Regions from separate parts of the Homo sapiens genome. Here region 1 is linked to region 2. A link is an interaction called in ENCODE POLR2A ChIA-PET data of the cell type or tissue named here. Cell type or tissue: PC-9. All regions are shown on one strand. Links, peaks and the distances in the headings refer to the core of each region. The heading gives the core; the rest is flanking DNA. Region 1 overlaps NTN1 (netrin 1). Region 2 has its middle 13 kb from the start of NTN1.

What was found. Peaks named below come from ENCODE experiments on the same cell type or tissue, not always from the same donor. Only the 100,000 strongest peaks of a DNase experiment are listed, where the experiment ranks them.
Region 1: POLR2A ChIA-PET joins it to region 2 with 5 read pairs; 2 of 35 experiments call an interaction of 5 or more read pairs at or near these places.

The regions. Positions count from the first base shown.
Region 1 is chr17:9,195,272-9,199,271 of GRCh38, reverse strand. The region is part of intron 5 of NTN1 (netrin 1); the gene reads right to left. Among named protein-coding and RNA genes, the nearest start is that of NTN1, 180 kb to the right of the region's middle. RefSeq lists an enhancer at 2,465-3,386. In PC-9, for the core only: no CTCF peak of the experiment used is centred there; DNase peaks (open chromatin) are centred at 1,981 and 2,751.
Region 2 is chr17:9,004,782-9,012,948 of GRCh38, reverse strand. It overlaps a transcript of NTN1 not described here. Among named protein-coding and RNA genes, the nearest start is that of NTN1, 13 kb to the left of the region's middle. In PC-9, for the core only: no CTCF peak of the experiment used is centred there; no DNase peak of the experiment used is centred there.

The DNA of each region.
Region 1 (4,000 bases), core at 1-4,000, 190 kb before region 2:
ACTTGGGAGGCTGAGGCAGGAGAATTGCTTGAACCCAGGAAGCGGAGGTTGCAATGAGCCGAGATTGTGCCACTGCACTCCAGCCTGGGCAACAAGAGCGAAACACTGTCTCAAACAAACAAACAAAAAGAAAGAAAGAAAAAGAAATAGCTGGACTATACTATCTGAGCTGTTTGTTACAGCACATAATCTTCCCTGACCAATACAGGGTTGTGAGAAGTAGAGAAAGAGTTTGAATTAGGACAATAGTGGGTGCAGCCGTGGTGGTATGCCTGTTATCTTGTCCCAAGGGGCCCAAGTCACTGTTCCCCAGCTTCTAACAGGAGCTGGTAGTGGGTACCAGGAATGGAGCTCAATGGTGCCTCCCACACATATGGCCTCCCTCGTAGGTGAAAGCGGTTAGTCCTTTGTCTGTCAGAGCTGTTTTGGAAGTCTCTCTGGGAGGTCTACATGTGATCTTCCCAGCAAAAGGTCAGATACAGTACTTAGGGATCTGTAGGATCCACAGCTGAGCCTGAACTCCTGGGCTGTGATTCTCTCGCTCCAGTTCCCCTTGGTCTCTGGTCTTCTAGAGAAGAGATGTGAGAGATATCAGTAAGACTGTCATTACTGAGACCAGCTGGACACAGGAGGGAGGACATGGGACCTCAGAGAATAACCACCAGGTTTTTCTACAGTGTAGGGCTCTTGGAGAGTGGACAAAACAGAAACCCACAGATGGTCCCCAGATTCCAGTAAAACTTCCCTTCCCACCAAATCACCTACCAAGTATAGCAGAGGTGGCTGGAGCCCCGCCCAGAGCCCCTTGACTGGACCTGTGCACCCAGCTGCACGCAGCTCACACTTGCACCCTTCTCTGAATGTTTGCCCTTGACGGATGGACACTGCTTTCCCTGGAGATATCCGGGAGGTTATAGGTGCCCTTGCCCATGTAACATAGCCAATGGCTGACTGACTTGGGCAGGTATCACTGCCCAGCCCTTTTGCCTGTAAATATGACAACTTCTTGGATATGATTCCCAAGCTCCCGCGTGATCAGGCTGAGGCTAGACTTCCACTGCAGCCTTGTGTTTTCCCAGTTTCTTCCCCTGCACTCTCGTGCTTCCCTCATGCCCTTACTGGTTTCTCCTGAAAGCACCCCCTCAATAAATCACCCACACAAGAATCCCTGTCTCGGGCCCCCTGAGGTTCTGGGGAGAATTAAAGCCAAAGACAGCAGGGCCCCGATAACCTGGGTGGATGGCTGGCATCCCACCCACAGCCATCAACTAGCCTCAAAGAAGAAGAGGGAAGGGTAAGTCCAGGACAATCCCAAAAGGTCACCACCTTCTTGGAGGCTTCTCTGGTGAAGATAGAAGCTACTGTGAAGGTATCTTGGACCATGGGAAGATTTTTAGATGCTGAAGTGCAACTTCCTAATCCTTGGGCTGAAGGAGGTGGCCTCGTAGGACAGAAGGAAGGCTGGTCCAGGAGACTAGGGCAGGGGAAGAGGGAGGCTGGTAGATGCCTAGCCCAGCTTCAGCCTGAAGAAAATCTTGAAGCAGTCTTCTCTAAAACCCATTTCCCCTTCCATGAATTTCTTTTCTTTTTCTTCCTTCTTTTTTTTTTTTTTTGGACAGAGTCTTGCTCTGTCACCCAGGCCGGAGTGCAGTGCTGTGATCTCAGCTCACTGCAACCTCCACCTCCTCTGTTCAAGTGTTTCTCGTGCCTCAGCCTCCCAAGTAGCTGGGACTACAGGTGCCCTCCACCACGCCTGGCTAATTTTTTATATTTTTAGTAGAGACAGGGTTTCGCCATGTTGGCCAGGCTGGTCTCGAACTCCTGACCTCAGATGATCTGCCCACCTTGGCCTCCCAAAGTGCTGGGATTACAGGTGTGAGCCACCACGCCTGGCCCACGTCATGAATTTCTAATCCCTCTTCAGGAGGAGGAAGCTTTGCTAAGCCTCTGTGTCACTCCATAGCTTCCTGCTTGAAAGGATGGTCTACTTGAAGGACCGTGGTAAAGTGGAAATACCGGTTCTGCCATTGACTCACTGCATGACCTAAGACAAGCCACTGTCCTCCTCTGGGCCTCAGTCTCCCCATCTGTCAGATGTGCAGGCCCGATCGGATGACCTATCTCTAGGTTCCTTCTGGTATTGAGAGCCTGAATTTCACTCTCAGGATGCCTTTTGGACAATGCTGTGCTGAGGAATGTCTGACAACTGGCTCTCTGGGGAACTAAAAAAAAAAAATGCTTTGATTTTACCATTTGTCAACTTCCGAAGTGTAAATATTCCCACCATGGCCAATTTCAAACTCCCAGCAGGACACCCTGAATGCAGAATTGGGAAGAGATGCACAGTCGGCCCTCGTGAGCCAGTGGGAGCAGGTGTGAACAGGTGTGAGCCGGCTCCAACACCACCAAGTTTCACATGCCTCTCTGTGCAAATAATTTCAGATCTCTGCTTCATTCCTGATCTCTACAAATAGAAGGCTTTCTCCTTTCCTTAATCCCACAATACACTGTACTCAAGCAGAGACCACAAAACTGTGCAAATGACACTTGTCACACTCTTCTCTAGGAAGGCACTGACCTCTCTGGAGGGGGGAATGGGGAGGGGCAATGCCCCACTGGCCGCCTCCCTCCTAGACACCAATCTACTGCCCTTACTGAAGCCTGAAGCCCTGCCCTGGATGGCAAAGACAAGGTCCATGAACCATGCCCCAGGGCAGAGGCAGGAGACTTGCATTGTGTGGCCGCACAAACAGCTTTAGGAGCAGAGGGAGAGAGCTGCCGAGAGGAAAATCCTGCTCAGCAGGAGGTGGGGCTGGGGACAGTCTGAGCATAATCACGACAGCCACAGGAGGCGGCAGCTGGTAGCCTCCCTGCCACACCACCACTGTGCTGCTCCTTCCAACTCTGAGGGTCTATGTCCACAAGAGCAAGGCTGCCTGGCGACTGCCTAAACAATGTCCCCACCAATCCATTCTCCTCTTTTCTTTCCTACCCTAGGGTTGAGCACCCTCCTTGGTGCAAATTCCCCACAATTTCTTCAACACAGCCCTGAAAGAACCTCCCAGGCAGCCCCCCATTGCCCGGGTGCTGTGCCCCAGAACACGAGGCTGGCTCTGCACCCCAGGCCCTGCCCAGCTGCTGGCAGCACAGGGGAGGACAGCAGATGGGGTCTGGTGGCCAAAGTGGCCTCCAAAGCAGGCCTTCCCAGGCCCCAGCGATTTTGAGCTGAGAAGGGGCCAAATGTATCCTTTAGCCCAGCTCCTTCATTTCACCGAGAAGACTGGCTCCAGGACTAACAAATGGCTTGCAGAATGCTTTAGCTAGAGTGGGGTGAAATACTCAAAACCCATGATCTCCAGTAAAGGATTGCAGTGATGGTTGTTATTATTTCTTTAAGTCTGGAGCAGTTTTAGATCTGGCAGGGTATTTAAGTAATTAGAGGGACCACTGTGGGTCCTGCTCTGGGGCTGGAGGGGGGCTTTCCTCACCCCAGTTCAGTGGCTGTGAAGATTCTGCCAGGCGAGCCCGCTGCAATAGGGGCAGGAGAGTCTGTACGCTGAGGGCCTCAGGCCAGGTGTGACCCAGTTGCTACAAGTCCCCTCCCACCACAGCCCAGGACCTGTACAGGAATCTGCAAGGGGTTTCAGGCCGAGCTCTGAGCCTGGGCCACCTGGGGGTTCTCTGCATCCACCCCTGCCTCAGCCTAGCTCCACAGCCTGCACTGCCCCACCCCTGCCAGCCTCTGCCAGCAAGGTCGCTGTGACAGCTGTGTGACATGGAGGTGGGTCCAAGGACTCCCATCCTCTCTCTCCCTGACACCTGTCACTTGTCCCGTTCCCATCAGCCATGCTCCTTGATCCCCCAGTGGGAAGAGCTCCCAAGAAGGGCTAAATATTCCGCCCCCACTTGCTCCTCTGGCCTCCCAGCTCATCCCTTTATCCTCCTCGAGGCTGGTGGCAGCTCCACCTGCAAAGGCCCAGAGACAGGGGAACAATGGGGC
Region 2 (8,167 bases), core at 1,988-5,987:
TGAAATTAAGCCCAATGTGCTACTAAGAAAAGTAAAAGAAAATAAAAAGCAAACTACATTCTCAGGAAGAGAATTGGAAATGAAACAGGATGCGTTTAGGATCTTCTGACAACTTCTAGTTATCACATCTCAACATCCTTGTGGTGGCTGAGCTGACCCAGACAATAGCAACTCCACTGTGGTACATCAGAAGCACAAACAAAGCAGGGGAGGGAACAGGACGTGCCAGGAGGGGAGGTGGATTTTAAGCAGGTACTTGGGGAAGGACTCCCTAAGAAGGATCCAGTAGAGCAGAATGAGTGAAGTGAGGAAGGAAGCTCTGGGGACAGATGTTATTTGGGGGAAGGGTACATTCAGGCAGAGGGAACGGCACGTGCAAAAGTCCCAAGACAGAGCTTGTTTTTTTTTTTTTGTTTTGTTTTTGTTTTGTTTTGTTTTGAGATGGAGTCTTACTCTGTCACCCTGGCTGGAGTGCAGTGGTGCGATCTCAGCTCACTGCAACCTCCGCCTCCCGGGTTCAAGTGATTCTCCTGCCTCAGCCTCCCAAGTAGCTGGGACTACAGGCATCCGCCACCACGCCCAGCTAATTTTTGTACTTTTAGTAGAGATGGGTTTTACCATGTTGGCCAGGCTGGTCTCGAACTCCTGACCTCAGGTGATCCACCCACCTCGGCCTCCCAAAGTGCTGGGATTACAGGCGTGAGCTGCTGCGCCTGGCCCAGAGCTTGTTTAAGTAATGAGATGGGGAGTGGTAGGGATGAGCTCAGAGGGGAGGCTGAGAGCTAGACCAAGCAGGGCCTTGCAGACTTTGATGGGGAATTTGAGCTCATCAAGATCCATCTTAGATACCTTTAAGGCCCAGATTCCTTCTTTTCCACATAGCTCTGATTTTCATAGCGTCTGAGGAAGGAACTATTCTTTTCCCTCAGAATCCCCAGGGTTTAACAGACTGCCTGGCACAAAATAGGAGTGCACTACAAATTAATTGACTAAAGACCACAGAATTATGGACAGTTAAAGTGGTGACCAGCTCTGTGCGGTGAGCTAAAAAAGCCCCCCAGGGCCAGGCGCAGTGTCTCACACCTGTAATCTCAGCACTCTGGGGGGCCGAGGTGGGTGGATCACGAGGTCAAGAGATCGAGACCATCCTGGCCAACATGGTGAAACCCCATCTCTACCAAAAATACAAAAATTAGCTGGGCATGGTGGTGCGCACCTGTATTCGCAACTACTCAGGAGGCTGAGGCAGGAGAATCACTTGAACCTGGGAGGCAGAGGTTGCAGTGAACTGAGATCGTGCCACTGCACTCCAGCCTGGCTACAGAGCCAGGCTCCGTCTCAAAAAAAATGCCCCCCCAAAAGATATCCATATCTGTAATCCCTGGAACCAGTGAATGTTACCTTATATGGGTGTAAAAGGGTCTTTGCTGACGTGATTAAGGGTCTTGAGATGGAGAAATTGTTATGGCATATCGGGATGGACTCTAAATGTAATCATAGTTATCCTTACAAGAGACAGGCAGAGGGAAATCTGACAAGACAGAAGAGGATAAAGCTGCGTGAGACAGAGGCAGAGATTGGAGCCATGCAGCCACAAGCCAAGGGATACCAGCAGCCATGAGAAGCTGAAGGGCAAGGAAAGGATCCTTCCCTACAGCGGGGGTCCCTAACCCCCAGACCAGGAACTACCACTAGTCTGTGGCCTGTTAGGAACGAGGCCACACAGCAGGACATGAGCAGCTTGAGCAAGGGCAAGGCAGCTAAGCTTCGTCTGTATTTACAACCACTCCCCATCGCTCGCATTACCACCTGAGCTCTGCCTCCTGTCAGATCTTCAGCTGCGTTAGATTCTCACAGAAGCAAGAATGCTGTTGAGAACTGCACATGAGAAGGATCTAGGCTGCACATTCCTTATAAGGCCCTAAGTCTTGATGATCTGTCACTGTCTCCCATCACCCCCAGATAGGACCATCTAGTTGCAAAAAAACAAGCTGAAGCCTCACACTGATTCTACATGATGGTGAATTGTATAATTATCTCATTACACATTACCATGTAATAATAATAGAAATAAAGTGCACAATAAATGTAATGCGCTTGGATCATCCCAAAACTATCCCCTACCCCCACGCCCATGGAAAAACTGTCTTCCACAAAACTGGTCCTTGGTCCCAAAAAGGTTGAGGACCGCTGCCCTACAGCCCTTAATTGCAACCCATTGATACCAATTTCAGACTTCTGGCCTCCAGAACTGTGAGAGAATAAATTTCTGTTGTTTTAAGCAACCATTTGTGGGAATTTGTTACAGCAGCCGCAGGAAACTAATATCCCAGCAAATCTCAGAAATGCCAGAATTAAGAGTCTTCTTCAAATCTTAAAAGACATGCTTGGGGCAAATGAAAGGAACAAAATGAGAGACCACTAACACGCTGGTCTTAAAACATTCATGAAGTCTTCCTTTGGGTTTTCTTCTTACGGGAAGTGACCACATCTCACTGCTCCTTCCCTCCCCACAACACTGAGTTCAGAGCAGTCAACAGAAGCTTGCCAAGTGCTTGCTGTTTGTATTAAGGTATTGTAAACCTCTTCTCTAGAGGCCACGGTTGCAGCACCCGTTACAACCCAGATCACAGTCCAGAAGTAAGTGAATAGCCTCCTGGGCATTTGAGAGAACAGTAGCCAAGACACAGGGGACTTCAGTCTGCAGGGACCCCAGGAGTTCTTCATTTACAAGACTTTATAACCTTAGGTCAGACATCTTCTGTTCTTCCAGGGGACTGGAGAGCCACAGCTTAAGATCCTTGGGGACATGGTGACTGCTGAACATGGATGCACTGAGAAGTGACAGCTGACAGTAGAATCCTATCCCAGCCACCATTCAGGGAGGCAAGACTGGTCCTGCAACCACCAAAAATTCCCAAGGGCTTTACTGTATGAGAGCCCAGCAGAGTTAGAGAAGGACAGAGGCGGCCCTTAGAGAGTATCTCATCCAAAGTTCCCCAGATTACGAGTGAGGAAACTGACGTCAGGGAGGTTGAGCAAATTGCCCAGGAGCTGCTGTTTCCAGAGATGGCTGTGAGTCATCAAAACGGGTTGGGGGCCACTCATTCAGCCACACCTAGGGAACACCTGCTGTATTCAATTCCGCTAACTTAGGCGGGGGAAAAAAGTCATGATTTTGATGGAAAAATGTTTTTCATGAAATATGATTCCATAAAAAGTTTCTATGCTTCAAGGAGTAAGCTACTGTTAACTGCAAAAACCAATTATGTAGAACAGCTTATTTCCCCCAAATGTCAGTAAAATGAGGTATTGCTGGTTTATATATCACACAGAAAGAAAATTTAGAGGATTTAACTCCAAGGATGAAAACAGACATGGATCATTGATTCCAAACAGAATGGTTAAGTGCATGGATTATTCAACCATAATAAGATGGCAAAGGAAACTAAGATTTGGTGGGGAAGGAAGGAATGTCCCCCTCACCTGTGGATGCTGATATCAGGCAGGAGCATCACCATGCCAGCCCCCAGAATAATGCCAGAAACTACGCAGAAGGTGGGAAGGACATGACCTCGCCCAGGGAGCCACTTCCTAGCCTCTGGCCAAGCACCTGCTTTATGGGGTCGCCCAGAGAGCGCTGGTTTCCAGGTCTGCTTGCAGGGAGCTCCATGGGTGGTCAGCAGGGTGATGCAGGCCCAAGAGGACTGTTTGGATTTCAAGCAGGTACTTGGGGAAGGACTCCCTAAGAAGGACCCAGTAGAGCAGAATGAGTGAAGTGAGGAAGGAAGCTCTGGGGACAGATGTTATTTGGGGGAAGTGTACATTCAGGCAGAGGGAATGGCATGTGCAAAAGTCCCAAGACAGAGCTTTTTTTGTTTTGTTTTGTTTTTGTTTTGTCTTGTTTTGAGATGGAGTCTTACTCTGTCACCCTGGCTGGAGTGCAATGGTGCGATCTCAGCTCACTGCAACCTCCGCCTCCTGGGTTCAAGTGATTCTCCTGCCTCAGCCTCCCAGGTAGCTGGGACTACAGGCATCCACCACCATGCCCAGCTAATTTTTGTATTTTTAGTAGAGCTGGGGTTTGGATTGTACCCTAGTCAGACATAGTCCCCTCCGTTAACATCTCCGTGATGCTGGGCAAATCACTTCACCTCTGTAAGTATCAACTTCCTCTTCTGAAAAATGTGGATAGTAATCTTCCTTCCTTGTTCTCCCGCCCTCTCTTCCTTCCATGGATATCAGGAGTATTGAGTAAAAAACCATATGCAGAAGACCCTAAAGTGTCCAAAGCCCTAAACAATTTTCATAAAGTTGCATAGACTGCTGGGTGCACAGTGGCTCATGCCTGTAATCCCAGCACTTTGGGAGGCTGAGGTGGGCCAATCATTTGAGGTCAGGAGTTCGAGACCAGCCTGGCCAACACGGTGAAACCCTGTCTCTACTGAAAATACAAAAAATATCAGCTGGGCGTGGTGACACATGCCTGTAACCCCAGCTACTGGGGGAGGCTGAGGCAGGAGAATCACTTGAACCCAGGAGGCCGAGGTTGCAGTGAGCTGAAATCGCACCACTGCACTCCAGCCTGGGGGACAGAGTGGGACTCCATCTCAAAAATAAATAAATAAATAAACTAATTAATTAATTAACTTAAATTAAAAAGTTGCCTAGAACCAGCAAATCCAGTGATACTGCCATCACCAAGCTTACTACAGGGCAAACAGAGATCATGTACAGGACAGTGATGACTGGCACCACAGAGACACTGGGCTTTAGTGTTAATGAGCATCAATAATGTATTGTTAATAAGCCATTAATAATAAGACAATGAGAATGAATAGTAAATATCAATACAAAGTATCCACTTCAGCTCAGGGTCAGATAGATCACTCAAGAACAGAGTCTAAGTCAAGTGCATTGGCTCACACCTGCCATTCCAGTACTTTGGGGAGCCGAGGTGGGAGGACACTTGAGGCCAGGAGTTTGAGACCAGCCTGGACAACACAGCAAAATCCTATCTCTACAAAAATAATAAGAATAATAATAAATTATTTGCAGGCATTGTGGCTTGCACCTGTGGTCCCTGCTACTTGGAAGGCTGAGGTGGGAGGATAGCTTGAGCCCAGGAGTTGGAGGTTACAATGAGGCATGATCATGCCACTGTACTCCAGCCTGGGTGACAGAAGGAGACCCCATCTCTAAAAGCAAGCAAGCAAGCAAGAAAGAAAGAAAGGAGGGAAGAAAGGAAGAAAGGAAGGAAGGAAGAAAGGAGAAGGAGGGAAGGAAGGAAGGGAGGGAAGGAAGAAAGAAAAGAAAGAAAGGAAGGAAGGAAGGAGAAGGAAGGAAGGAAGGTAGGAAGGGAGGGAAGGAAGAAAGAAAAGAAATAAAAGAAAAGAAAGGAAGGAAGGAAGGGAGGGAGGGAAGGAAGAAAGAAAAAAGAAAGAAAGATAAAGAGAAAGAAAGAATGAATGAATGAAAGAAAGAGAAGGAAGGAAGGGAAGAAAGGAAGGAAGGGAAGAAAGAAAAAGAAAGAGAGAAGAAAAGAAGAGAGAAAGAGAGAAAGACAAGGAAGGAAGGAAAGAAAGAAAAGAGAGAGAGAAAGAGAAAGAAAGAAAAAAGGAAGAAAGAAAGGAAAAGAAGGGAAAGAAAGAAAGAAGGAAGGAAGGGATGAAAGAAAAGAAAGAGAGAAAGAGAAGGAAGGAAGGAAAGAAAGAAAAGAAACAGAGAGAAAGAAAGGAAGAAAAAGGAAGGAAGAAAGAAAGGGAAGAGAGAGAAGGAAGGAAAGAAAGGAAAGGAAGAAAGAAAAAAGAGAAAGAAAGAAAGAGAGAGAAAAAAGAAAAGAAAAGAAAACAATGGAGTCTCGTAATCACAATTGTACTCGTAATTATAACCATGGCGGCTAGCATTTCTTGAGCACTTACTGTCAGGCCCCGTGGAGGGAGCTGGTATGCTGGGTCTTGGCCAGGGGGCTTGGTGAGGCCATGATGGCGGTGGAGAAGCTGGAAGTGAAATTGTGAACAGCTTCTCTTCTTAGGGAAGACAGGGAAGGAGAGGATAACCCAGAACTATAGGCCCCAAGAGTGGGTGCTACTAATATATCTTTCTTGTTCCCTACTGTAACCCTGAGTACCCAGCACAAAACTTGACACATTGTGATCACTCAAAAATGTTTGCTAAATGAACACAGAAGGGCCCTACCAGGGCATCCATATGCAAGGAACATGGATTTCTTGGTGTCCAGGGCCATATCTGGGCATAGCATTAGTTGGGTTAATTTGGTTCTGCATCCATGAACCTTCATTTCCCATCAATTCTTCTTCCACATAAAGAAGATTCATGTTGCACGTCATGTTGGCTTGGCCCTAGAATGTGGATGATGTCCTTGCCATCATCAAAATCTCACAATCTGTGATGTGCACACACACACCTCACATCTCCTGGCTCCGGATTGGGAGTCCAGCCTTTTCAACAGAGCCAAGGCCCCTCCCTGCACTGGGTGTCCTCGCTCAGCATCCAAAGGGCTCAGGAGTCCACCACCTCCTGCCTGGGCCCCCTCAGCGAAGATCTGATTTTCTCATCATCTGGATAGTCTCAGCGACTCGCAGCAAAGGGATGAACCAAGCTGACCTTTCTGGAGGTTTGTTTAAAGCAGAACAATGTTTGTCTTGTCCAAACACTATGAATTACTCCAGAGAAGCCTGCCCAGTTTTACAATTCGCAGCTACAAATGGCTTACATAAATAGGGACTTGTCCCCCCCACTACCCACCACCCCCGTACCTGATGGCTTCTCCTCCCCCTACCCACTTTCTTCCACTTTTCCAGGCCTTCTCTTTGCCCCTCCACCGCCCACTTCACACCTCCAAACCCCAGCATGCTGAAGGGGCAGGTGCTGGCATTCTGGGCCACAGCTCACACCTGGGTTATTGCTGGCATGGGTCCCCCTATGGCCGGCTGCTCTGTCCCTGGCGTGGGCAGATTTGCCTTGCCAAGGGGGGCCTCTGGGCACATTTGTACTGTCTGTGTGGGGCCTGCAGTGTGCAGTGTTAGGTCCAGCTGTGAAAGCACATTGGTAAGAGAAGGCCCCTGGGTTTGGGGACTCAACATCCAGGCAGCCTGCGGTGCACTCTGGCCTCTCCTCATCTGGCTGGGTGCACAGTTCACCCCCTGCCGCTCCCTCATTGGCTGCACATTCTGGAGGATACTGGAGCATCTCCTAGAAATAGACCTCACCCACTATGGCCTCCAGTCTGGGAGGACACCGAAAAGACTGTTCTGCAGATCATATGTGACGCACATAGAACAAGCAAAGCCCATGGTCCTGGGAGAGAAGGGCCTGCTAGGTAAAGAACCTGATTTGGGCTGCATTCCCCTAAATATGGTCCTTATACCACCTGCATCAACATGCTTCAGGATGCTTGTTTAAAATGCAGCCTTCTGGGCCCCTCCCCAGACGTAGGGAAGCTGTGGGGCAGCGGTGGGGAGGAGGAGGGAGGGTGTGTGTGTATGTGTGTGTGTGTTGGGTCGGGGTGGGGGCGGTTGGAAGTCTGATGCCCAGAGTCCGAGATTCACTGTTTGCCATGAAATCCATTCTGGCTCAAGCCCTCTAATTAGCTGGGTGACAACTGCAAGTCACTTTAGGCCTCAATATCACTATCTGTATAATGGCTCTAGAATCTGTGGAAGGATGTTTCCAACTCTTAGAAAGCGTGATTTCAAGGACAGCTGGATATCAGAACCCGAAAGCCACAAGGGGTGGGTGGAGGCAGCCTGAGAGAAAATCTGGGAGTCGCTAAAGCTCCCAGGAGAATGTTGGTGAAGACGTGGAGAGATGCGGGGGAGGTGCAGCAAGGTTGGTGGTCAGTGGTGGGAGCGGTGCCTGGGATCCTTCTACTGAGAGCCCCCTTACTTGGGGCCACATGTGATCTCATTTTATCCTTGTTTTGCAAATGAGGAAACAGACACAGAGGGGAGGGATGACTTCCACTCAGAAGTTGATGAGTAGTACGGAGATTCCATCTCCCCTACACACCTGGGACACGCATCTGGCCATTCCAGAAACTCCCCTTCGTCCCAGCTGTGTCAGTTCTGCCTCTCAACCGAGCTAAGATTTCGCCATAGAGCCACAGCTCTTTCTCTTCTCCCAGTGGCAGGATTCCACTGGGTGA